5 separate regions of the Mus musculus genome follow, and all the other regions are linked to region 3. The links are chromatin loops, found by intact Hi-C in ENCODE. Cell type or tissue: left cerebral cortex. All regions are shown on one strand. Region 1 overlaps Cit (citron). Region 2 holds the start of Gm42008 (a long non-coding RNA gene). Region 3 holds the start of Bicdl1 (BICD family like cargo adaptor 1). Region 4 overlaps Bicdl1 (BICD family like cargo adaptor 1). Region 5 overlaps Gcn1 (GCN1 activator of EIF2AK4).

Region 1 (5,000 bases), 190 kb before region 3:
AGCTCTTCAGACTAAATATGCTAAAGAAACCTATCTTTTGTAAAAGAATAAATAAAAACCACATCTAAAAAAAGCTCTAGTGGGAAACACTGGGACTGAACTCAACCTGCAGCGACAAACTGCACAGACAACGGGAGGGGGCAGAGGGCAGAGGGCAGAGGTCGGTCACCGCAGCTCTGGGCAGCTTCCTGTCCCTCAGTGCAGATGAGCCAGCAGTCACCCGGAGATGGAACTGTTGTGACCAAAGCTGGGGATGGGGCTCTCCCAGACAGACTCAGTCTGCGCCGGGGAACGAGGGCCTGGCCCAACAGGTACCGCCTCCATTAAACTCCATAAGGATCCCAATGGATGGAACCATTAGAATGATTGGGATGGGAAACCAGGGTGCTCATTAGAAGAACGAGCTCGTGGTTTCTGGCGTGGCCCGCCTCAGTGTTTGCTCCCAGGTGGCACTTTGGCCACGTCCTGTGAGGCCAGCAATCTGTAGTGGGAACGCACTTATTTTGGTCTGAATTTCAGGACGAGCACAGGTGCCAGGCAGTAACTGAGAAGAGCATTCTCTATCATTTTAATAAGCTTACTGCTTTACTTATGCAGTGTATGTGTGTGTGTGTGTGTATGTACCGTGATGCACATGTGTGAAACAGAACAATTTTAGGGAATTAGGTTTTTTCCTTCCAATGGTGCCAGCACTCAGACACTTTACAGGTGAGGCATGTCACCCGCCCTTTGGGGTTGTACTATGTAGCCTAGGCCGACTGCGAGCACATGATCCCTCTATTTCAGCCTCCAGAGGTTGGGATTATAGGCATGCACCATGATGTCCACGAGAGTTAATCTAACCATACCATCTCCGTGGATTTCTTAAAGCCAGATATAGCTCAGAACACTTACATGATACACAATATTTACCTTCAGTACAACTAAGGCAATCAACTCATAGTGCCAATGACAAGCTCCAATAGAATTTTTTTTAATTTTTAAAAAAATTATGTTCGTGAGTGTTGTGTTTTGCCTGAGACTGTATGTGCACCCAGTACATGAAGAAGTCTGAAGAGGCCAGAAGAGAGCATCAGATCTCCTGGAACTGGAACTAGAGGCGGTTGCAAGCCCCTTGTTGGAAACCAAATCTGGGCCCTCTCCAAGAGCAGCAAGGGCTCTTAATCACCGAGCCACCGCTCCAGTCCCCAAATATGCACTCCTGAATAGTGTCCCCTGTGCCCCAACAAACATTCCAGAACATTTCCTCAACTCACTCTCTCTAGGTTTATCAGTAACCAGCTTCCAAAGTGACTGACAGTAGCTTTCCCTGGAATTGACTGTAATGTAAGCCTCAGCTCGGGAGGTCTCATCCCAGTGCAGCTGACAGCAACCAAACCACCTCATACAGGTTTGGTTTTCAGACATCAAGTGTCTAGTCTGATGCACACATGGCGTTATTTAAAGTTTATATTGTTGAAGAGAAGTTTTAAGAATGAAACAAAACCACTTTTCTGTGGAGTACTTCATCAGAATTCTGAGGCCTCGGTGCACACCTGTGGCCCAGAACTCCCGGAAAGTGATGAAATTTGACATACGTGCAGGAAAACACACAACATAAAACACATGAATAAACCTTACTTTACCAAAAAAATGGAATTCTCTCCTACAGCTCAGTGGCTCTTCCCCAGGATACATTTGGTGATATTTAGAACACACTTTATAATCTTAGTATTTAGGTGGGGTAGAAGCAGAGTGGGGGTGGGGGTAGGGGTGTGGAGGACGGGGTGAAGGGTGGAGGTGCTACTAGCATTCAGTATGAAGGAGCCAGAGGCACTTCTCAACAATCTATATCATATAGGAGGAACCTGCAGGACTTATCCAGCCCCAAATGTCACCAACAGCAGGCTGAGACACTCCAGTGTGGAGGCTGTAAGCCTCCATTTCTCATCTCAGGAACCACCCTGGAGGGAAAAGGAACACCAGCCCTTCCAGCAGGGGGAAGCCACTCAGCAAGCAAGCTCTATGTGCAGGTACTTTACTGACTACCTCACCAGATCTGCTCAACCCTGTGGGATGGGCACTCGTGCATGTGTGCTTGTGAGTAAGAGCGGATCTTAAAGCCTTTACCATGTTTGAGTGACGGACAGTTAAAAGTGGAGGCATCTATAATCGACGGTTGTAAGTTCAGATCTCAGCTCGACTGCTTGGCGGGACAGTACTGACAAGCAGTCCAGAAAGGCAGAGTTGTGGAGGAAAGAGAGGGGTGGGTCTCTCGGGAGAAAGTGACCTCTATCCACGAGTGGCTGTGTTTGTTGCTAAGTCGGAGTTCAAGACAGTCTAGGAACCCAAAAGCACCCACAAGCTAAGTTGGTCCAAAGCCACCCCCAGACACAGTTCAACCCATATACACAAGAGAAACTCTCCCTCCACCGCTTCATGGGGAGGGGTGGGGGGAGGGAGACAATTCAAACTGAGTAACAGGATAGATGTCAGAAGCCTAGGCCAGTTCGTGCTCTGGACTGGATGGGATCCACTACAAAAAAGATGCTAATAAAAGAACACGCGTTGTGCCCACGCGTTGCTTGCCTCCCCCCCCCCCCGGTGCATCTTGGATGCACAGTCAGTTGCCCCCGTGGAGGGGGAGGGCCACTCCCCGCTCCCCACCCCACCCCCCACCCCAGCAGCGGGTGCAGCAGCCACCCACCCACACACAGCAGTGCCGTCTCTTCTAGGGCCAAGCCAAGCTTGGGCTTTCCTTTTTTTCCCCCTGCTTCTATTTTCTAGAAAATTTTACTCTGAAATCAACATCTCTTCCTAATATATACAATCTGCTTTATAATTACAGAGGGCCCAAAGCGCGCAGAGAGAGGACAGCGCAAGACGGAGGGAGACAGTGGGCTTGCCCGCCCGCCCGTCCCTCTGCAGCCTAGAGAAGATGTTTGCTTAACATTGCATTGGACCCAAAAAACTGTTTCGCACGTCTCACATTTAAGAGAGATGATAAAATGCAGCTTTCCCAATGATCTGCCTATAAATAATCCATAGAACTAAGAAAAAAAATCATGAAAGCTATTAACGGAATCGCTTAGTATCATAAGAGAATCCAGTGTGTACCTCCACCCCACAGAGCAGGCTGTGGATGGAGTGGGCCTAGGATCCTGTGCAAGTATCAAACCATCCACGTGCTTCCTAGGGAAGCCCACCCCTGCCTGAGAGATCTGTTGCCCGATCACAGACCACAGGTGGCACGTGCTTCAGAGACAACCAAGTGTAGAGACTAGATGCTAAAACCAGAGTCATCGAATTAGCTCAGCCTAGGGCCTCACCTTAATTGTGGCCAACGGCACTAAAAATACATGCAACCGCAAGCTGTAACGTGGTACAAGAGAATTTAAAAACCAACAGCACTGTTTCCAAAAATACGCTGGCTTTTAAGACTGTACATTCTGAAATTTATGAACTAACTTTATAAGCCCAATTTAAAATATCCAGTGGTGCCCGCCGCAGCCTCCTGGAAACGTGAAAGGTGCCACTCTCCCAGGGAGCTTCAGACCCTGGCTTTGGAGTGCAGCACATTTGTATGCCTAGATAAGCAACCACACATGCTCCGCAGCCGCCACCACCACCGCCACCACCCATGGGCTCCAGATGAAGAGAAACGTTTGCTCTAGAATGATTAATACGTGGCACAAAAACCATTTATCAAAACCCTCACTATTCATAAAAATATAGCCAGGCATGCGATTTTTTTTAATACCATTCTCGGCTCTCAGTGAGCGCCTCGCTTTGCGGGTCTTGTCGGCATCTCCCCACCTCGTCGCTGAAGGAATATCACCACCTAATTAATCCACCCTGACTTCACCCTCATCCCTCTGCCAACCATCCCCCCACAATGGTCCTTTAGAAAATGACATCTGTCTGTGCTCCATCCTACCAAGCCTCCCTACTCTGGGCTACCCCACGCAAGGCCAAGCTCTCCCACCTCACCCAAGACCACACTGCCTGAGGATATGCAAGCCCCAGCTCCCTAGTGCTCTGATATACTTACTGTCTGTTGGCTGGGCACTCACAGGAGTGGTCCTGGCTTCACTTCCTGCCCCCACCCACCTACCCAGGAACAACCTTCCTGGGGTCACCATCAAGAGCCGACTCTGGCATTTTGATAGATCATGTAGGCAGGAACTGTTGCCTCCTCTCTTCAATGTTTTATCCTTAGTACCTAGAAAGTACATGGCACATAGTAGGACAGCAAGAGTTTGCTGAGTGAATGAGCCAATGAATGAGTGTTCACCTATACCACCAGGACAGGAGCCTCGCAATGAGACTCACTGCAGGTCCAGCTAACATAGGGCTTGGCACCTCACGGGAGGTCGGTGAAGACTTCTAGATCAGCTCACAGGTGGTCAGGAGTGTCACCTCAGGTGACTCAACATTCTCCCACCAAGTCCCAGTGCTCAGCTCAGGGAGATCTTCCTGGTCAGTCTAAATTGGCCAACCCACTTTGGTCCCCATTTTGGTCAGATTTCTACAGAGCCCTGGCCACTATTTGAATCTGTCTCTTGTGTATATAGCGGCTTCCTGAGGACAGGGACAGCATCAGTCCTGTTCACATTTATACCCTTGAAGCCTACAGCCATGGATCTGTTAAGTCAGTGGATGGATGGATGGATGGATGGATTAGTAGATGGATGAATGAATGGATGGATGGGTGGGTGGATGGGTGGATGGATGGATGGATAGATGGATGGATGAATGGATGGATGGATGAGTGGATGGATGGATGAGTGGATGGATGGATGAGTGGATGGATGGATGAGTGGATGGATGGATGAGTGGATGGATGGATGGATGGATGAATTGATAAGTGAATGGATGGATGGATGGATGGATGGATGGATGGATGGATGGATGGATGGGTGAGTGGATGGGTGAGTGGATGGATGGATGGATGGATGGATGGATTAATTGATAAGTGGATGGATGGATGGATGGATGGATGGATGGATGGATGGATGGAT
Region 2 (5,000 bases), 170 kb before region 3:
GGGGAGACACCATCCAGGAGCCAATACCATATCCCTTCGAATCAATATCTAAGCTATAAACACACCAAACAGGCAATCAATCTACCCATGAGAATTAAAAAAAAAAATGTGTTCTAAGTGGGCAGCATCTCCCCCAAGAGCCTCGGTGTGAGGGAGCTAAGGAACCTGGAGAACAACATAGCTGGTCTGAGACCTTCCTAGGGGAAATTGCTCCCCTGAAGACAGAATGGCATCCAACTCCTACATCCCAAGGCAGCTGTTTTTAACACAGATTCTAGGAGTCTGGAAATCAGGACCCTTCAAGCAAGCCCCGTCTGCCCCGTCTTCTGAACGCTTCCTATCAGACGAGAGAGGACGATTCCCAGGTCAGGAGGGTTACAGCACATCTCTATTGCTCGTTCTAGCTGCCGAGTTTGTTTAGGGTTTTAGTTGCCGGCTGCATCACACTTGCTCCTGGGGGCTCACAGGAAGGAACGGGGCTTCTTCTGGCCACCAGTGCTCTCTCCCTACTTGGAATGGCTCAGCTGCCAGATCCCTGATCTTGCAGCATACTTGGACAGGAGCCCAGCGTCATCTCTCTGCTAGAGCTCTGGTTCAGCCACTTGCAGCTCGGTTAAACCCATTGGGAAACCCTTTAGGCTGATGAGATCCCGTGTTTCGGATCCTTTCCGATACAGCCAGGGTTCCGGCCATCCTCTCTCTTGAGATGGATGGACAGACAGCTCAGTTTAACTCATCCAAGGTTCCCCTTTTAACCGGGTATCTGCACTGCTAGAAATCTCCCACTCTTCTCCTCCCTCTAAATAAGACTAAAGATGGAAAAAACTAACCCAAAGTGCCCAGCTGACTGTTCAGATGCCATGGACAGGAGGAACAGGCACCTGACACGCCATGCAGAACCGAGCATCAACAGTCTAGCCCCACGAGCCCCAAACAGGCAGCCCAGAGGCTTCCCTCCGACGCACTCCCCCAACCCTCCCACCAGCACAGCACAGCACACCACAGCACCAGCATCAGCACCTTTGGCTCTGTGTACCGGCCATCCATGCAGGTCCCCCCAGAGAGTCACCGTCACTTACTCAGATCTACCAAGATACCCCAGTGCCTTGCTGTACGAAAATCCCACAAACGGCAGCTCTTCGCCTGAGAAGCCCGAGGGGCTCAGCTGGCACACAGAGGATGAAACCCACGAATTCTTCTCTGGTTCATCAAAATTGGAGGTGTCATCGTCAGACTTGAGGGTGGGGACGAAGGGGGGAGGAGCTGGTTAAAAGAAAAACAAGGGGGGGGGGGAGAAAAAATTCAGAATTCCACACTGTTGCAGAGGGGGAAAAAGCGCCTTACTCCTTAGGCGTTTGGAGACAGCACTGCAGCGACTGCTTTCAACCCAGCTCCTAGCGCAGGCAGACCCAGCCTCGGCTCCTACAGCAACAAGAGATTAACCCCTTCGCTGCCAACATGGCCACCAACCCGCAGACAGCTTGCCTCTCTGGGCAGTGGGTGAGGTGAAAGATAAACTCAGACAGGTCACTTGGACCCCCCCGCTGAAGTGCTTGGGCAACTCACCCAGGGAAGGCAGCTCCTGGCTCATTATTTCCAGCAGCCTTCCATCCCTGGACGCTGGAGTGCCAGGGTGCCGGGTGACCTAAGCCCATTGAGCCCCTCTTCCAGACAGGTCTAAAATGATTAATAGTTGGTGATATGCATGGCTGTCAGATGGAAGACGTGCATGTCTCATGACTTAGCCAGAATGAGGGGAGAGAACAGGACGGTGGGCTTAGAAAGCTGTACAACCGTGGTTGGGTCACCGCTGCAGTCTGGTTCATTCATAGCCAGCTGAGTCTACTCAGAGATCCTATTAACCACTTTTTTTTTTCCTTTTTAGTTCATTATCTCCCCCCCCAAAACCCCCACTCCCCTCAACACACCCCTGCCCATCGAATCCACCGCAGTTCAACCAGCATAATCAAAAGACAGCCAGATAAAGTTGCAGTGATTTACAGCACCCAGCACCGGTGAGGGGTACATAGAGACCCACAGACGCACATCTGTGGTGAGGCTCCTACCTCTTATGGCATGACTCCCAGCTGGGGAGGGGGGGTGGAATCACATCGTCTCTGCCGCCTGCAGACCTACTAGGCTCTCTCACTCAGACGCGTGAGCGGCTGTCCATCAGTCACCAGGAGGCTGCCCATCGTGGGGGGCTCCCAGGGGCATTTCCAGTCAGAAGTGTTACCATGGTTGCAGGCTGGGACGTCCGCAGTGGACCAGGCAGGGGGAAGTTGGCAAGCCGGCATCACATCCCCCGCAGTGCAGGCTGCATGCTACCACCTCCCCACTCCTTAGTGCGTGCTCTGGCGGTAACCCCACCTGGCCACCCTGCGTGGCAGGGGCCAATGCCGATCTGAGTGACGGAGCCGCATGAGTCACTGCCCGCCAGGGCTCGCTAGAGCTCCCCCTAGGACAGTTGTCACAGCCCTTCACGGTCCAGACTTCTTTTTTAACCTCTTGTTTTCCAGACAGAGTTCTGTGCTGGGGGTGGGGTGGGGGGTGAGCAGCAAGCACGCCTTCAGCCCCACAGACTCAGAAGGAGCTGGCTGTTGCCGAAGCATCCCCGGGGACAACGGTCAAAGCAGTGCCAGGCAGAGAAGTAACCGGAGTGATGTGGAGGGGTGCGGAGGAAGAGGGAGGTGAACGCGGAGGGGCGGCGGGTGCTTCTGGGATATGCAAAAGAACAGTCTCCGAGGTGCACCGAGGTGAGGTGGGGAAGAGAAGATCAGGGAATGTGAAATGCGAGCTAACAGAGACTTATCTAACACCTCCGGGCTCTCCGGGGAGCAGCTCAGCCTTCCCTGCTGGAGTCAGAAGCTCCGGGGCTTAACGCTTTCAACATTAGCTTATGGGAAGGGAACTGGGACTGGATGCAGGGGTTCGCATCCCCTGTGCACACCCATAAGCGGGGGGTTGGGGGGGGTTGGGGTGCAAATCTAATGGTGGTGCAAACCCCATCTGACTGCCCGTGCTCACCCAATCCCTCCTTTGGAAGATTAAAATTGAAATCACAGAAATTACAATGTATGATGACCAAAAGGAAGTGCTTCCATCCCAAGATAAGGACATCGAGATAAACATACTGAAATACGTAGGTGACTCTGATACAGAAACATGGTGGCTTAATGGCTCCCAATTCCACCCACTCCAGTTCTATGACCCTGGGAAAGGCACTCAGCCTCTGTAGGCATCTGTGGGGAGGTCATGTCTGGCTTTGAAAGAGTGTCCCTAAGCAGTGAAGGCTGGCCTCAAACTTGTGATTCTCCTGCCTCTGCACCTGACTGTTAGGTGAATCTATGCAAAGTGCTCAGTGTGGCTTCTGGCACTCGGTGAACACCCATGAAGGTGACCTGTGGCCGTTATCATTGCTGGCGTACAGTGCATGATGTGGCAGACCTTAGCAGCCGCTCAAGTCCAGTGAGACAGCGCGGCATCTGCGCTGAGTAGAGTCGGTCTCTGCTATACAAGGCACAGGCACGCCAAGGTGAGTGTTTGTGTTAATTCTACCATGGCGTTATAATTCCTCGCAGAAGTTGAATCCCTTTCCACTATATACTAATTTATCTGTAGGAGACGAAAATAGAATTCCATTTCTGTGTTAGGAAGATGATTAATAGAGAGGTAGGAGCCACCCTCAGTGAAGTAATTATGATTTCTGAATTTCTGTACTATAAAATAAGGCTCATCTGTAAAGTTCTGCCATGCTCAAAGCATTACTGCGGTCAAGATTAGAAAAGAGGCTTGGGCTGCCAGTACAGGCCTATCACCTGATCACTCGGGCAGCTGAGGCAGGGGGATCAGAAGGCCAGGGCCTGCCTGGGCTACAGATGATAAACTCAAGGAACATAGCGAGACTCGGTCTCTGGGGGCTGTGGGGAGGTTGGAGAGTTGAGTCAGCCAACATAAGGGGCTGAGTACAATCCCCACAGGTTACAAATAAATAAAGCCAAGCAGGATGGCACAGCCTCATCACCAGCACTGAGCGGTGCGGTGGAGGCTGGAAGATCTCTGGCATTCCATGGCTGGCCAGCCTGGCCTACATGGGGAGTTCAAGGCCAGGGCGAGATCACGTCTCAGAGAGAGGAAGGGAAAAGCTAAAGTGGTGGCTCCGTGGTTACGGGCATTTTCTACTCTTCTAGGATGAGGGTTCAATTCCTGCCTTCCTTACAGCAGCTCATAACCATTTTTCTCTCCAGCTCCAAAGAGCTGATGACCTCTTCTGGCCTCCACAAGCATCTGGAACATATGCAGGCATAGCCATAGACACAGACAAAACCAGATACAGAAAACATTGTTTTCATTTTTTAAAGGTGAATGATACCTAAGAAACGACACCTGAGACTGTCCACTGGCCTCTACATGCAGAAACACACATCTGCATGCACACATACACACACATACATACACACACATATACATTTATACATACATACACACACATACAGATACATACACACACACATACACACACATACACACACATACACACACACACACACACGTGTGCGCAACAGGCTGAGAATATAGTTCAGTGGTAGAATGCTACCTAGCATGGGCAAGACCCTGAGTTCAATCCCCAGCACTGAGGGGTGGGAGTGGGGGGTATATAGAAAGGTGAGATAATTTTCAAGTTGAGAGAAGGGAGAACTGATAGCACAGATTAAAAGCTAGAGACGTCAACCTCTTGCCAGGTGGTCAGTTCAGAACAGGTCCTCAGCAAACGAAGGCTCACACAACCTGAGAAGCCGCAGCCTCAAAGCTGAAGAAGTGGCCCAGAAATGAGCCAATGCCCCAAGAAGGGTGAGGATGCCCACCCCCTCATCTAGGCCCTTTAGAAGGGAAGAGCTAGGGTGGCTACTTAGAAACTGCAGCTGGGGCAGCTGGCTCCATGGGATCCGGGAGCATGGGAAATGAACAGCGGCACACGCGAGTGTTGAGCGAGTGCGTGT
Region 3 (5,000 bases):
ATCATCTCAATATTAGTAGGCACTCTGAGACGTCTCAGATTCCACACTGCAACCAAGAAACTACCACTTGTTAAGTATTGGCTCCTTATCAAAGAAAACAAAAGAAGAAAAAAGGTTATTTAAAAAACCAGGCACTGGTGGCACACACCTTTAATCCCAGGACTCAGAAGTCAGAGGCAGGCAGATTTCTGAGTTTGAGACCAGTCTGGTCTACAAAGTGAGTTCCAGGACAGCCAGGGCTACAAAGAGAAACCCTGTCTCGAAAAACCAAAAAAAAAAAAAAAGTTATTAAAATACTCTTTCCCCCAGGATATATCTTAATGAGAAAATATTTTAATTCATACATTTTTTTTTTTATCAACACCAGTTGGAGAGATGGCTCAGCGGTTAAGAACTCCCCCAGACAACCAGAGTTCAGTTCTTAGCACTCACACTGGGTGGCTTTCAATTGCCTGTGACTTCAGCTTTCAGGGACTCCCGTGCCCTCTTCTGGCTTCCTTGGGCAACTGCATACATGTACACACATCTACCCATACAGACACTTTTTTTTTTTTTTTTTTTTTTTGAGAGAGAGAGTATTTCTCTGTGTAGGGCTGGCTATCCTGGAACTCACTGTGTAAACCAGACTGGCCTCAATCTCAGAAATCCACTTGCCTCTGACTTCTAAGTGCTAGGACTATACAGTGTGGCACCATTAATTTTTTTTTAATTTGGAGATATATCATGGTTATTCATAAAGTACATTTTAACACATGCTTATTAGGAGTATTTTAAATATGAGATATTTAGAAATTTTTCTACCTTTAATGTCTGATATGGCAAATATCAATACCTAAACCCATGCTAAACAATGTTTTTTAATGTCTTCAATAATTTTCAGAGTGTTAAGTGATTCTGAGACCAACTTAAGGAGCACTATTCTGAATAGTTCATATTTAACACGATTTTTTTGGACATTCATTGAAACATACTACTCATGGCCAATGAAATGAATACTATCTGGGTGCACACTTAATCTTAACACTCTAGACGTGGAGACAGAAGGATCCGGAGTGCAAATTCACCTTCAGGTTCAGAGTAAGTTTAACACCTAGCAGGGATACATCGTGAATAGATAACCCTTAAAAAGTTCATAGCAACAACTAAGCCTAATAGATAGAGACCAATGAGTTCAAGGCCAGCAAGCCACTCTTTTCTAGGCGTCTGTCTGTGTTAAAGAAAAGCATATAGCACAAGCTCTCTTTAATTAGGGAATCCTGTTCTCCATTTCCGTCTCTCTATAGATTAGGGAGAGATTTGTCCTTCCGTGCTTCAATCATGACAAAGGGGAGTTTCATCTGCAGTCCACCAAGACCCACCAATTCTGACCAAGGTATGTGTGGCAGGGCATAATAAAATGTGCTGGTATAGTCCCTTGCTTCAATGGTACTGCGCCTGAGTGCCTATTTTAGCTCTAAGATCTGACGTGATAACACTTCACCTGTCTTTCCCCCCAAGCCAGCCCCGAGGCTGGAGAACTTTTGGATTCTTGCCTTGGGTCCTGGAGTGGATTGTCATACAAGGTAATTGTTTAGGCTCTGAATTTAATAAAAAAAAACAAACAAAAACTCAAAGAGAAACGTCTCAACTTCTGGGTGTCCTAAAATTTCCATTTCACCAGGATAAAAAGAGGTAAAGTATGACCTCACTTTAAAAAAAAGAGGTTGTGGCTAAACAGGAAAAGCAAACAATAAAGACCAGTTCTGGCTCCCGAAATACCACCTCGATCAAAGAAAGAAGAGACCCGCAGTCACCCTGTAGCGTCATTCTTTCCTCATCGCAGGAAAGTGTACTGAGTCGACCCATCGTCTTTGTAAATCACTGCTTATCTTCCCCCAGATGGGGGTCACATGTTAAGAAAGAATAATAATTTAATGGGAATCCCAGAGTCAGCCTGGCAGAACCCAAGTCTAGAGTCTGAGTTTCTTCCCATGTATAAACAGCAAGAAGGACAACACCTTATAAAACCCTTGTGAGATTAAGATAACGCATATAAAACTAACAAAGAAAAAGCTGGACATGGCTCAGGTAGTTATTACTGGGGAATGTCTGTGCTTTGTATCCCCCATCTAGAAGCAGGATTTTTGTTTTCTCCCGTTATTTCTCCACAAACCCTTTTCTCTCATATCCCTGAGTCATCAGTATGAAGATGCTGGGTTCTCCAAGTCATTCCTCCGCCTCCTTTTCTCGAGGGCTCCCTCTCCCGACTGCTTAGCTCTTGCAGGGGTTCAGATAGAAATCCCGCACTGCAAATGGCTCTCCGCCTGGCTCCCTGACTCACATAATTGTCCGCAGCCCCCTCGGACCACAGACCAGCTAGGATACCCCACCACAAGACCCAATCCAAATGGGGCTCCCGCCAGCTCCCCAAACCGAAGAGAGGCTGCGGGCTGGGGCCGCGGAGGCGAGGAAGAGGACGCGTGCCGCTGCAGAGCGCCATCAGGGGTGAGAGCGTGGGAGTCTGGAGGAGGAGGAGGCCACACCCAGAGGTGCGAGCGCGGGGGGCGTGGCCCCGGCGAAAACGAGGCAGGGGGCGTGGCCGAGCGCCAAGCTGAGGAGGAGTCGGAGAAGTGGTGGACGTAGAGCCGCACCCTTAGGTGAGCGCGCAGGGGGCGTGGCCACACCTAGAGCTGGGAACGAGGCTGAGGGCGTGGCTCCAGGCCGGGGGCGTGGCCGTCCCCACCCCCCCCCCCCACACACACACACGGGAGGGAGAGGCTCCGGCCTTTCAGGACGCGCTGAGCTTCCCCACGGGCGGCGCGCGCATCCGTCCCCGCGTCGCGTGAGGCCACGTCCGGGTTAGGCGGGCGCCACCTGGGCGCGGCCGAGGCGAGCGGAGCGTCGGCGAATCCCGCGCGGGCGCGGCGGCGAACAGGTGCCCGCGCGCGTCAGGCGCCGGCCCCCGGGGCGGGGAAGAGGGGCGCGGCCGGAAGCGCGGGGCGGGCGGGCGGAGGAGCGAGCCCGGCGGGCGAGCCGGGCGGGTTCCTCGGCCGGGTGAGCTGCGGGGCCGGGCAGGCAAGAAGGAAGGACTGCTCCGGGGCTGTGCGGCCAACGATGTCGAGCCGCCGCCTCGGCCCCTGCAGCAGCAGCAGCCGCCGTCGCCGCCGCTGCTGCCGCCGAGCCGGGGGACATGGAGCGCGGCTGCAAGGAGCGGCCGACGGCAGCAGCAGCAACGAGCGACGCAGCGACAGCGGAGCGCAGCCCTCCCCGTGAGGCGCCGGCCGGCCGGCGGCGGCGGCGACGGCGGCAGCAGAAGCAGCAGCGGCAGCAACAGGGCGGCTGAACCCCGGCCGCGGCGGCGATCCTTAGCGCGGCTTCTCCTCCCGCTCCGCACCCCGCCACCCCTCTTCAATCTCCCCTTCTGCCGCTCTTGCCCACCCCCGTCGTCCGCGTCCCGGGCGCGCGCCAGCAGCTGAGCCCCCCGGGGGCGGGGGCGCGTGTCGCCGGCGCGGGGGAGGGGCCGCCCGCCTGCCCGCCCGCGCGCGCCGCGCCCAGGGCTCGCGGGGACCCGGGGGGCGCGTGCCGCGGCGCAAGGCGAGGCGAAGCGCGGGGCGGCGCGGCGGGGCCCCTCCCCCGCCATCCCCATCCCCACCCCCCGCCTTGCAGCCTGGCGCGCGCCGGCCGGGCCGCACCGCTGCGGGCTCGGCGCGCGCGGGCCATGTCCGCCTTCTGCCTGGGCTTGGCCGGCCGAGCTTCAGCACCCGCCGAGCCGGACAGCGCCTGCTGCATGGAGCTGCCCGCTGGGGCCGGGGACGCAGTCCGGAGTCCCGCCACTGCTGCCGCCCTCGTCTCCTTCCCCGGAGGTCCCGGGGAACTGGAACTGGCCTTAGAGGAGGAGCTGGCGTTGCTGGCGGCCGGGGAGCGGTCGTCCGAGCCCGGCGAGCATCCTCAGGCGGAGCCGGAGTCTCCGGTTGAGGGGCACGGGCCGCCGCTGCCGCCGCCGCCTACCCAGGATCCCGAGCTGCTGTCGGTGATCCGCCAGAAGGAGAAGGATCTGGTGTTGGCGGCCCGACTAGGCAAGGCGCTGCTCGAGAGGAACCAGGACATGAGCCGGCAGTACGAGCAGATGCACAAGGAGCTGACGGACAAGCTAGAGGTGAGGACCTTCCGGCGGCATGGGTGGGGAGCTGGGGTGCCTGCCTGTCCTCCCCGTTTCCGTGCCTAGTCTACCTCGAAGAAGATCATCGAGAACGGGGAGGCAGGAGGGATAGTTTTCACCAGCATCAGCGCGTTCGTTGAGCCCACCTGCCTTTCCCACCCAGCTCGGATGTGAGTCCGTGCACGTCTCTCACCGTTGTGGGCCGTTCTATATATGTATTGTACACAGAGTCTAAAATAGAGCTTACAGTATGACTAATTTATACAGCACCAAGGCGATATCTGCACACAGAAATGAGAACATCGAGAAGCATTTAAAATATGCTTCAGGTGTTCGGAGAAGCAGTTAATCTCTAATCAGGGTGTTAGCCCAGAGCTTTCCAGTCCGGGCATTAAGGCCTCTGGATGCCCTTGTCTTAACTTTCTGGCAGAGAGTTGTGGGGAACAAGTGCCTCGAAAGGAGCTTTATATAGCTTTCAAATGCTTAGGGATTAGGGGATGTGGTTCCATTGCAGAAATCAGAGAAGGCAGGGCTCATCATGTGATTAGTTTGGGCTTCAGTAGCTATGTGTGTCTCAGTAGTACTTTCCTGTGTCCTGGGTCTTAGCATGTATGTTACTTTTAACCACTACTAAAAACATTTCCCCTCACCCACCCCTGTGGGAGGGTCGTTTCCTGGCAAAATGGTTCAGTGGGTAAGGTCACTTGCCCCAATTGGTTCCTCAGAACCCATGTGGGATGTCACTAGCAACGTGTCCTCCGGCCTACACACACACCCCAGTTAATAAATAATCCTAAGTACGTTTTCAAATGAGTAATATTTCTGTTAATTCCATGCAACAACATCGTCTACAACTGTGTTT
Region 4 (5,000 bases), 79 kb after region 3:
TGCTGTCCATTTCTCCAGCCCCTCAAGATTGAGGAAGAAGTCAGCAGACAACTTTTTGGAGTCACTTTTTTCCTCCATCTTTATTTGGGTTCAGGTTGCTGGGCTTGCATGGCAGGCACCTCTACCTGCTGATCCATCTTGCTGGACTCTGGGTGCCTTTTCCTTGGAGAAAGCACCCGGGCCGACGGCGGCAGCAGCAGCAGCAACAGCAGTGTTATCGCAGACATCCCTCTTTGATCTGTTGCTAGGTGACACTGCTGAGCGTGGAGATGACCGCACTGAAGGAGGAAAGGGACCGACTCAGAGTGACCTCTGAGGACAAGGAGCCAAAGGAGCAGCTTCAGAAGGCCATCAGGGACCGGGACGAGGCCATTGCCAAGTGAGTGACGTGAACCGTTTACTCTGTGTGTGTGTGTGTGTGTGTGTGTGTGTGTGTGTGTGTAGTATAGTGTATGTATGTGTGGTGAGTGTGGCCCCTGTTTCCGTTCCTGTAACACTGAGGATACAGGTTTTCCATGAGTGCTGGGATTAAGACTTCAGCCCTCACTGTTCACCAGATGCCTGCCCTTCCGTCTCTCCAGCCTCCACTGTTTCCTTTAATAACACTGTGCTACATGCTTGTCTTTAAACTGCTGGTGCCCTCCTGTGATCCCAGCACTCCGGAGGCAGAAGCACCAGGATCTCTGTGAGTTTGAGGCCAGCCTGGGCTACAGAGCAAGTCCAGGACAGCCAGGGCTACACAGGAAAAATCCTGTCTCAATAAACGAATGAGTAAAGGGAGGGAGGGAAGGAAAGGAAGGGAAGTTGTGTCATGAGCCTGCCATAATGTGATCTACACAAACAAGAAAGGACTTCAGCATGAGCCAGCCTGCACCACAGACAGAGTTCAAGGCCAGCCTAGGTTCCATAACAAGACCTTCTCCCCTCCCTCCACCCTGCCCCCCCCACAAAGGTTAGCTGCCTGCTACTCACTCACTTGTTCCCCTGGGGAAGAGCGTGCTGGGGAAGGCTGTCATGTGCCTTGTTGACACCTTTCCTATGGGTGTGTTTGTATATCTTTAATATATTTGTTGCATAGTTGGTTGGTTTTTCTTTCTGTTACTATGGGTGGCGTGTGCTATTCCCTGCTACTAGTGTGGCATAGGGTATCCCCATGTACAGTTTAGCTTCCCAAAGTTATTATTGTGTCAACCACTGCTTTGTTATTTTTGGTTAATTTTTCATTTACAGACATTCTCAAGTGTACACAAAAGCATCCTAGCAGGAACCCTCATCTGCGGGTCCGTCAGCTTTAGCGAGAGTGTTGTGTGGGTTAGTTGGTCAGATGGGTTTTTTGTTTGGTGGTGTGTTTATGCTGAGGGCAAGCCCGGAGCCTCGTGTGTGCCAGGCAGACGCTCTCCCAGTAAACCCTCCGAGAAAACACTATCCAGTCAGCCTTCTTAACCCTCCCCCAGCACGTACAAGTTATGTCATAAATGGAGGTTTAGTTGCTTAGAATCTGCTCTGGCGCCCGAGAGCTCACCTGACTGACGTGTTCTGAAAGTCTGTCATACTTGCCACCCCTTTAACTGAGCTGCCCCTGGGAAGCCGGGCTGTCTGTCTGTCTGCACTTCTCACTGGGATGATTTCATACCATTTCAGTGTCCACTCTTCTGTTTTCCCAATAAGCTAGGTCATCTTCTTAAACCGTGTTGTCGGGCCGTCATTGTTGTTAACAGAGAAGGGGTGTGTGAGCGCATTTCTTTCCATCGGACATGTTGGAAGCACACAGGGGTAGCTTCCCGGAGCCCCTATTCTGTGAGTTGGTTGCTTTGTTTAGCTACGCAGCCAAGGCTGGCTTCTAAGGCCAGCCTTCTCCCTGGTCTTAGACCCAGGTACTGAGATTACAGGTGTGCACGAGCACACCCAGCTGACCTAAAAATATTTCCTAGGGCCTCAGTTGCTGCCCCTTCACTGAGAAGGTAAATGGTGCCTCCACAATGGGAAGTAAAGGAAGGGAAGGAAGCTCTTAAACCCAACTCTGGAGGGCAAGGACTCACACTCCCTAGTGCGCAGGCGGGTCTGAAGAGAGCTGGTCTGAGTGATGCCCTGTGCCTTTAAGCTAGAGCCATGAGCAGTGTGGCGTGGCAGGTTCTCAGCTCTACCTTCCATTCCTTCCATTCTTTCCATCACCTGCGTCCTGGTTCACTTTTGGGTCTACTTTTTCTCTGGTCAGACCTCCCATTAGGTTGCCTGTTTCTTCTAGCTCAGTTTCGGGAATTGAGTGCAGTGTATCTCGGTAAGGCCTGTCTGTGTCACTTGCCCCTGTGTGCCATGTTCCGGGTGAACCTCCGTGCCTGCACATGTTAATCACCGGGGCTCCCACACAGTGGCGTCAGAGTGGCTGGGAGGAGCCGCTGCTTCACCTGTATACTGTAACGTGTGTCCAGGGAGACTGGCCTCAGCAGACTGCGCTGGGAAACCTTAAGGTAGTCTTTATCTGACACAATGGGAAAGCCGCTAGCAGTGTATCACCTTACGATTCAAAAGCACTCACTAAAAACACAAGTTAATCAGGCAGGTGAAAAAATTGTACCACTAAAACCATACCAATGTGGGTACCACCAATTGTTCTGGGACTAGCAATTGGCTTTACAACAAAACAAATCAAAATAGTGACTTCAGGAGTTCTTCTGGGCATTGGAAATATTCTTTTTTTTTTTTAAGATTTATTTTATTTTAGTTATATGAGTACACAGTAGCTATCTTCAGACACATCAGAAGAGGGCATCGGATGCCATTACAGATGGTTGTGAGCCATCATGTGGTTACTGGGAATTGAACTCAGGACCTCTGGAAGAACAGCCAGTGCTCTTAACCGCTGAGCCAACTCTCCAACCCCGGAAACACTCTCCAAAACTCTTTTTAAAGACTAGGATTCATGTATGATAAGCGAGTTGTGTGGTATGCTTTTGGATCTGGGGTTCCAGTTAAAGACTCCCCTTTCCTCCTGCACTGCAGCACTGGCGTCTCCAGGCCCTGGCGTTAGTCAGCACTTTCCGGTAGCTCCGGGCTGCTCGCGGCGCCATCTGCGGGCGGACCCTGGTACTTCCTGAGGCTAGAGCCGCTGGGGGAACTGTCAGGCAAATCGCGTCCATGGCAACCGCTGCCAGGAGGATTTCCGCTGTTCTTTAACAGCCAATGCCTGTGGGCATGACAGAAGCAATCTGCAGTGTCTGCACGCTTGCCCATTGGACAGGCTTGGTCCTATCCCTGTGGCCTGCAGCCGCAGTGGGCGGGGCCGGGACCAGCCCAGAGTTGTCGGGAGCTGCTTCTAGGGCAGAGTGGCTGGTGAATGCAGCACACCGGGTGTGGAGTAGGTGACTAATTGCTGGGTAGAGGGCAAGGCGGGCGAGGAGGAAGTATGGTCTGAGTTCTGTACAAATAAGAATCACCTACTCGTTCCGGCTTTGCTCATTTAGTGTGTCCTGAGAGCAGAAGGGCAGCCACTGCAGGCCAGGCCTGCGGCCCTCCACGGGCCTGGCAGGATCTGCTTTCAGGCAGCGGGCGCCGCCTTTGCAGAGGCAGCTCCGCTACCGGCATCCTCCTCTCACACCCTCTCCACGGGGCCTGCTTTTTGCATTGAGCGGCTAAACTGTAATAACGTTGGGAAGGTGAGCAAAACAGTACCCAAGACACACAAATGGGAAATATTGAAGTAGGAGGGAGAGCTCGTATCAGTGCCATCTCCAGGGATGATAGCCCCAGCGTGTATGGTATGTGGCCACACACTGGCAATTTTATTCCCAAAACCTTGACCTTTTCCTCCCCAGTGCCATCACTGTCAGTAAGTACCATGTATCTGGGTTTTCACTGGTGCCCGTGTTGTATTGTCTTTTTTAAAAAATTTTAAACAGTTCCCCAGTTATTGCAAACTAATGTTGCTAAACTATGGCCACCATCCTTTGAACATCTTTATCTTTGGAACAGTTTCTTTAATGGCTGAGTAGCTTGTCCAAAGGACTACCTTTTATAGCAGGAGGAGAAGGTCCCCACCCTGTGCTGTGCACAGCCTTTAGTGAAGGGCCAGCAAGCAGCGCCTTTGTTGAGAGGCCTTTGATCCTCTCTAGGCTCTGTCCTCTTTTACCCTCTCGCTGTGACACCTGTTTAGCGATGACAGGTCATCTTTTGTACCTATGGCTTGGTTAGGAAGCAGGCAAGTTGCAGTCAGTCCTTGAAGAAGCATAGCTCCAGGGACCCTATGGTGTGGGATCGGCCCTTCCCTTCCCCGAGACTCCAGGTCTCCTAGTGAAGAGGCACAAGGTGCGCATGTCCGTGCTCATCGCAGCCCATGTTTGCAGGAAGAACGCTGTGGAGCTGGAACTCGCCAAGTGCAAGATGGATATGATGTCTCTGAACAGCCAGCTACTGGATGCCATTCAGCAAAAACTGAACCTCTCTCAGCAGCTGGAGGCTTGGCAGGTAAGCAAGCGCCCAGGGCCGGGGGAGGGGGGGGCACCCACTCAGAACCCGCATTAGGAGCCCCCGGGCCCCAAGGAGACAGAAAGCCCAGGCAGCCCCTGGGAGGGATGCACCTCCACCAGATGTGGAGTCGGCCCCACTCAGCTGCTCATTCGGTTTGTTTTAGAGTGATGTGGTTCAGCCCAGTGGTCCCCACAGGTGCTGCCCTGCCCTTCTCAAAGGTCTGTGGCTTCTTCATCCAAGGGCGCTATTCAGGCATGGGTCAGTGCAGCTATCTCTATGCAGCTATCTCTAAGTCCCCATTTTCAGGGTCTCCCAACTCCTTACTGCCCTAAGGTCGTGACTCAGGGATGAGGGTGAGATAGGCTGATTCAAATGGTTAATGTCTTTCTCCAAGAGACTGTAACCTACTAGATAGTAGTCACCTGTGACTTAGGTGAGCCCCGCAGTGACCGACAGAACAGCAGTGTCCATTACATCGTGGCCCCATGGGGCCGGCAGCAGCCAGCACCATGGCTCACCGGGGCTGTTCTCTTCTC
Region 5 (5,000 bases), 160 kb after region 3:
AGCCAGAGGGGCAGCCAGGCGGAACAAGAATGCCCTGGCATGCTGGTGAGTCAGCTGGGACAAGCAGGACCCGGCAGACCAGAGCAAGCAGTCAGCAGAGAAATTTGTCTGGGGAAACTCAGCCCCTGTATGAGGTGGATGAAGCCCAGGAGGAGCTTTCTCAGCACGTCCCATTTCAGGAGCCCAAACGATGGAGAGGAAACAAGCAGAACTCCGAGCCTGTGGGGCTATCAGCACTAAGGAAACAGCAGCCAAGCTGACAGACCAGGAACAATGACAGGAAACACCCAGCGCTCGTGTCCGCTGTCCCGAGCTGCAGATGCTCTCACACCCCCGCCTCACCAGCCCTTGAGAGGCATCACAGGAGCTCATGTTCAGCCTAGGCCCGGAGTGTTAGAGGACTGAAAGCTACAGATTCCAGGAAGGAGGCTGGGTGTTCACACCACAGCACCTCACAAGTACAACTTACTTGGAACTGTACATTCAGGGTGCCAGAAAAGCAAAACCACCCTCAAAGACTCAGAGTAGTTCATAAACTGAGACGCAGAATTCAAACTTACTCCATAAACGGGTGTGTGTGTGTGTGTGTGTGTGAGGGATGTAGTACTTGGCAGTTAGCCTGCAGGGAAATCTAACCAGCACGGCTCAGTACAAGCATATACTTGGCATCTCTGCACAGCAGCCTTAACAGACTGGGGCCTTGAGAGAGTCGCCTCCGAGTAGGCATAAAATTATACACTACAGCACTCACACACAGGACAGCTGAGAAACTCACGCAGCAACTGACACCACTTACAGCTTTAACAAACTTGCCTGTTACCCAGGCAACAACAGGTTTGAAGCAGCAGGTGGGAATGTGAGAGAAGATTGGAAGGAAAAGCCAGATGTGGTGGTTTACATCTGTAAGCTCAGCCCTGGGGAGGCTGAGGACAGAGGACAGACATGCACTACAAGGTAGCTGGGTCCATCCAGGGAGACCCTGTCTTGGGAGGGAGGGTTGGAGGGAGGGATGGAAGGTAGGCCGGCTGGTTTGTTTGAGTTTGGTGCAGTAGTGCACACCTATAATTCCAGGACTGAGTGCTAAATAAGGAGAGTGGGATTCAAGGCCATTCTAAGGAGTCCATTCTAAGGAGTCCTTTTCTCAAACAACCACCACTACTCTCCCCGCAAAAAGAAAAGTTAGTAAAATGCAAGCGCCTGTAGGGACTGTTCTCGGGGCGCATTAGAAAACACACATCTCTCAATCTCAGCTAGACTTAGGGTACTTAGCTGGACGCCACCTGCTACCATCTTCTCATGTCCGTGGACATACAAAGAAAATATCTGTGTGCCCAGTATACTGCTCAAGAATCAACATAATTAAAACTACAAATAAGGGGGCTGGAGAGATGGCTCAGCGGGTAAGAGCACCGACTGTTCTTCTAGAGATCCTGAGTTCAATTCCCAGCAACCACATGGTGGCTCGCAACCATCAGCAATGGGATCCAATGCCCTTTTCTGGTGTGTCTGAAGACAGCAACAGTACAGTATTCTTATACATTAAATAAATAATAAATAATTTAAAAAAAAAACCTACAAATAATGGCCGGGCGGTGGTGGGGCTCACCTTTGATCCTAGTGCTCGTGAGGCAGAGGCAGGCGGATCTCTTGAGTTTGAGGCCAGCCCGGAGTACAGAGCAAGTTCCAGGACAGCCAGGGCTAACTGGAGAAATCCTGTCTTGAAACAGAACAAAACAAACCTACCTGCACCGACCCAAATGTTTCAACTGTTTTGAAGAACATTAAAAAAAAAAAGGTGTAGTCAGAAGCAGACGAGCAGGGTCGTCTCATCAGCTCAGGGAGAAAGAGAGCGCGCACCCTGACTTCCCTCAGACACAGCAGTGCAGGAACAGGCAAATACACACCTTTGCCGGCGATGCATCGCCCCAGTTCACTGAGAATCTCTCTCCGCTCCTTCACACTGGCTGTTGTCACCTTCACAGCGAAGCGCTTCAGTGTCTCGGAAACCTGCGAAGACCAAACCCACACAAAGTTTCAACAGACATGACAAACGCTGAGTGTGTGTGTGTGTGTGTGTGTGTGCACAGGCAGAGCTGCGTTCTGACAGCTGGGGCTGGATAACATCTTGTCATGGGAAGCTGCCTCTGTGCATTATGGGGTTTTAAAAGCATTTCTCAGCTCCACCCACTAGTCACAGCCAGTTTCAGCCCACTCTCCTCCTGCCCTAGTTGTGACAATCAAGTCCCTAGATGGTGTAGAATCTCCAGACACAGGGAACAAACAGCACCCTCAGTGTAGATACACTGTCTTCATCCACTCAACATACTTTTCTTGAACTCGGGCAAGGCAAGGCAAAGTTCAGAAGCCTCTAGACAGAAAGCATCCTTTCATAAACACCCCAAAAGTTCACCCCTGGTTGATGACTATGGGTGAGGGAAAGCCTCTTTCCTAAGAGGTGAGCACTGGAAGACTGACGACCACCACCACCACCACCTCCGTCCCCCCCAGCAGGCGGCCCCACCCCCGCACTCACATCAGCAGCACTAACTGCACCAAATACCAAATCAGAGGACCCAAACACCAAAGGACCCACAGTCAATCCTCTGACTTCCACACACAGTGTGGCACAGGCCCACAAGAGCACATTCACGCACACGTACATACCCAAACAAAGTAAATACACCTATTTTTAAAGATGGCTTAGGAGTTAAGAGCACTTGCTGATCTGGCGGAAGACTGAGACTCAGTTCTCAGCACCCACACAGCAGCTCACAGCCATCTGGAACTTCAGTTCCAGGGGACCTGATGCCCTCTTCTGGCCTCTGCAGACACACAGTGCACTAACAAACAGACAGGCACTCACACATACACATGAAATAAGATTTCCGTTAACTAGCCAGACGTGGTGGCGCACACCTTTAATCCCAGCACTCAGGAGGCAGAGACAGGTGGATTTCTGAGTTCGAGGCCAGCCTGGTCTACAGAGTGAGTTCCAGGACAGCCAGGGCTACACAGAGAAACCTTGTCTCCAAACCCCCCCCCGCCCCCCAAAAAAGATTTCCGTTAAGTGATCATGAATGTGGAAAGGGTCTGTCCTGGGGCACTGGGTAGAGAGAGGGGGAGCGGGGGTGGATATAATCAAGATACACAACCTACAACAGTCCCAACACAACAAATACATTTAAAAAGGCAGTACAAGCCAGGCAAGATAACATGCACCTTTAATCCCAGAAGGGGGCAGAAGAATTTCAGTGAGTTCAAGGCCTGCCTGGTCTATATAAAGAGACCCTGTCTCAAATAAATAAATGCATGAATGAATAAATAAATGGCAGTACTTTTTTTTTTTTTACATGTAAACTATACCTCAAAAATCCCAGTTTGTGAAGTCTAGGGAAGGCCCACAGTACACCCAGCAGGCTCTCCCTTACCAGGGTCACACTCTGACCTCCCAGGGAGAAAGCCAGGACCTTGCCACTCTGGCAGAAGAGAAGCACACAGCTCTCACTAATGGGGAAAGACCAAGAGGCTGGATCCCAGCTCGGTCTCACTAGCTGTGGACGCCAAGTCAGACAACGGCAGCTCTCAGGTTCAGTTTCTCTAACGAAGGCAATTAATTAACAGCTCTTAACTCTTGGGACTAGTATGGCAACTAATTCTAATTCACTCAAAAAGCCTACTACCATTAATAAGCCTGTGGGGGCAGCACCAACAGGCCCATCTCCCACTTCCACAGTAAAAGCCTCTGCCTCAAAGCGGAGCCAGTGCCACAGCACCTGTGTTCTCAGAACTAACCCTGAACCCAAGCTCGTCTATAAAAGGGTGCCAAGGCGTCCACAGCCTCCTTCAACTGAGTTAGCACACACGCAGTATGTGAACAGTCTGAGACCCCGGGGAAACCTGCTCCTGAGCGGTAGTCTGCAAACTTCCTGTGGCAGGCTGCAGGTCCACAGGGCAATGGACGGCTCCGAGCGGGGAAGAGGACACTGGTTTTGAGGGCAGTTCATCCACAGGAAGTTTAAATCAGTAACTTGAGTCAAGGGCACAGACAATGAACAATGCCTTCTTTTTACGTGTACTTTGGAGAAGGGCAAACGTTGAGTGTGGAGATTAGGGAACAACTTGTGGGAGTTCCCCACAGTGGGTCCCGGGATCGGGCTCACCGGTTCCTGCTTTTTCTTTTATGCTTAAATTCCTACTCTAATTCTCTAGGGAATGGACACGGTGGTCTCCAAACTATTTCTTGCTTTTTGATTGTTTGTTTGTTTGTTTGTTTGTTTTTGGTTTGGTTTGGTTTTCTTATGGCCCTGGCTGTCCTGGAACTCACTATACAGATCAAGCTGGCCTTGAACTTGCCTGCATCCCCAGTGCTCAGAGAAAGGAATGTGCCCCCACGCCCGGCTGGCTTTGGTAATTTAAGTGTCCTTTGTTCTCACTTCCATACCGGCAAAGAGCCCAGGAGCTCCAGATCTGTCCCCCAAGCCTGAGCCTGGCCAGCACTTCAGTGTCACCTCCACTGTTCCCAAACATGGAGGTGCTTGCAGTGAGACTTTTGTTTTCCCGCCAGTGGCCTTCGGACTCTGACCCCACCACTCTCTCCATCCCATCAATAGCAGTCCTCAGGGTCACAATGAGCCAGCTGCGGTGATTGATGCTGGAACTGTACGGAAACAGTACCGACACGACCTCCATTTAATGACTGTGTTCCTCATTCCGCCTAGAATGCCTTTCCCTGGAGTTAATAATTGCCCTTCCCACGATCCTGTTTGCGGTGTTCTTCCTAATCTTATTAATTATTCAACTCAAATTCTTGGTTGTGTGTCTTTATTCCGGAAGATTCTGCCCTTCGTCCAGGAGCCTGTCTCCCTGAGTTCTCTGTTCTTCCATGTGTAAGGTAACCACCACAAGTGCCCCCAGGGTCCGTGAAAAGGCTCGAGCCTCATAGTCAAGTCTGCCATGACGCAGAACTCCATGCTGAAATCACTGTCCTTCAGAACACTGAG

What was found. A loop is a pair of places that touch in the nucleus more often than their neighbours do. Peaks named below come from ENCODE experiments on the same cell type or tissue, not always from the same donor. Only the 100,000 strongest peaks of a DNase experiment are listed, where the experiment ranks them.
Region 1: a loop joins it to region 3, with 2.5 times the contacts of the local background. A loop is called at or near these places in 2 of 42 quality-filtered maps.
Region 2: a loop joins it to region 3, with 5 times the contacts of the local background. A loop is called at or near these places in 4 of 42 quality-filtered maps.
Region 4: a loop joins it to region 3, with 7 times the contacts of the local background. A loop is called at or near these places in 19 of 42 quality-filtered maps.
Region 5: a loop joins it to region 3, with 2.2 times the contacts of the local background. A loop is called at or near these places in 2 of 42 quality-filtered maps.

What each region holds. Positions count from the first base shown.
Region 1 is chr5:115,917,372-115,922,371 of GRCm38, reverse strand. All of the region lies in intron 9 of Cit (citron), which reads right to left. Gm36185 (a long non-coding RNA gene) reads left to right here. Exons shown (of 3, transcript XR_387613.2): 2 at 1,841-2,012; 3 at 2,828-3,741. Among named protein-coding and RNA genes, the nearest start is that of Gm36185, 3.6 kb to the left of the region's middle. In left cerebral cortex, no CTCF peak of the experiment used is centred here; DNase peaks (open chromatin) are centred at 2,762, 3,383 and 3,552; H3K27ac peaks cover 585 bases.
Region 2 is chr5:115,904,901-115,909,900 of GRCm38, reverse strand. Cit (citron) reads right to left here. Exons shown (of 47, transcript NM_007708.3): 9 at 1,080-1,263. It overlaps Gm42008 (a long non-coding RNA gene), which reads left to right and starts at 1,293. Exons shown (of 3, transcript XR_003955981.1): 1 at 1,293-1,500; 2 at 1,886-3,535. In left cerebral cortex, CTCF peaks have their summits at 1,392 and 2,450; DNase peaks (open chromatin) are centred at 566, 1,393, 2,109 and 2,423; H3K4me3 peaks cover 3,235 bases; H3K27ac peaks cover 3,311 bases.
Region 3 is chr5:115,730,257-115,735,256 of GRCm38, reverse strand. It overlaps Bicdl1 (BICD family like cargo adaptor 1), which reads left to right and starts at 3,636. Exons shown (of 9, transcript NM_001080808.2): 1 at 3,636-4,135. The coding sequence starts at 3,698. In left cerebral cortex, a CTCF peak has its summit at 2,263; DNase peaks (open chromatin) are centred at 3,248, 3,808, 4,120, 4,609 and 2 more places; H3K4me3 peaks cover 3,303 bases; H3K27ac peaks cover 2,742 bases.
Region 4 is chr5:115,651,280-115,656,279 of GRCm38, reverse strand. Bicdl1 (BICD family like cargo adaptor 1) reads left to right here. Exons shown (of 9, transcript NM_001080808.2): 7 at 249-379; 8 at 4,341-4,461. Among named protein-coding and RNA genes, the nearest start is that of Mir7030, 8.2 kb to the right of the region's middle. In left cerebral cortex, a CTCF peak has its summit at 3,077 (motif pointing left); a DNase peak (open chromatin) is centred at 3,149; H3K4me3 peaks cover 910 bases; H3K27ac peaks cover 1,523 bases.
Region 5 is chr5:115,568,416-115,573,415 of GRCm38, reverse strand. It overlaps Gcn1 (GCN1 activator of EIF2AK4), which reads right to left. Exons shown (of 58, transcript NM_172719.2): 2 at 1,905-2,007. Among named protein-coding and RNA genes, the nearest start is that of Gcn1, 5.7 kb to the right of the region's middle. In left cerebral cortex, no CTCF peak of the experiment used is centred here; DNase peaks (open chromatin) are centred at 506 and 2,138; H3K27ac peaks cover 469 bases.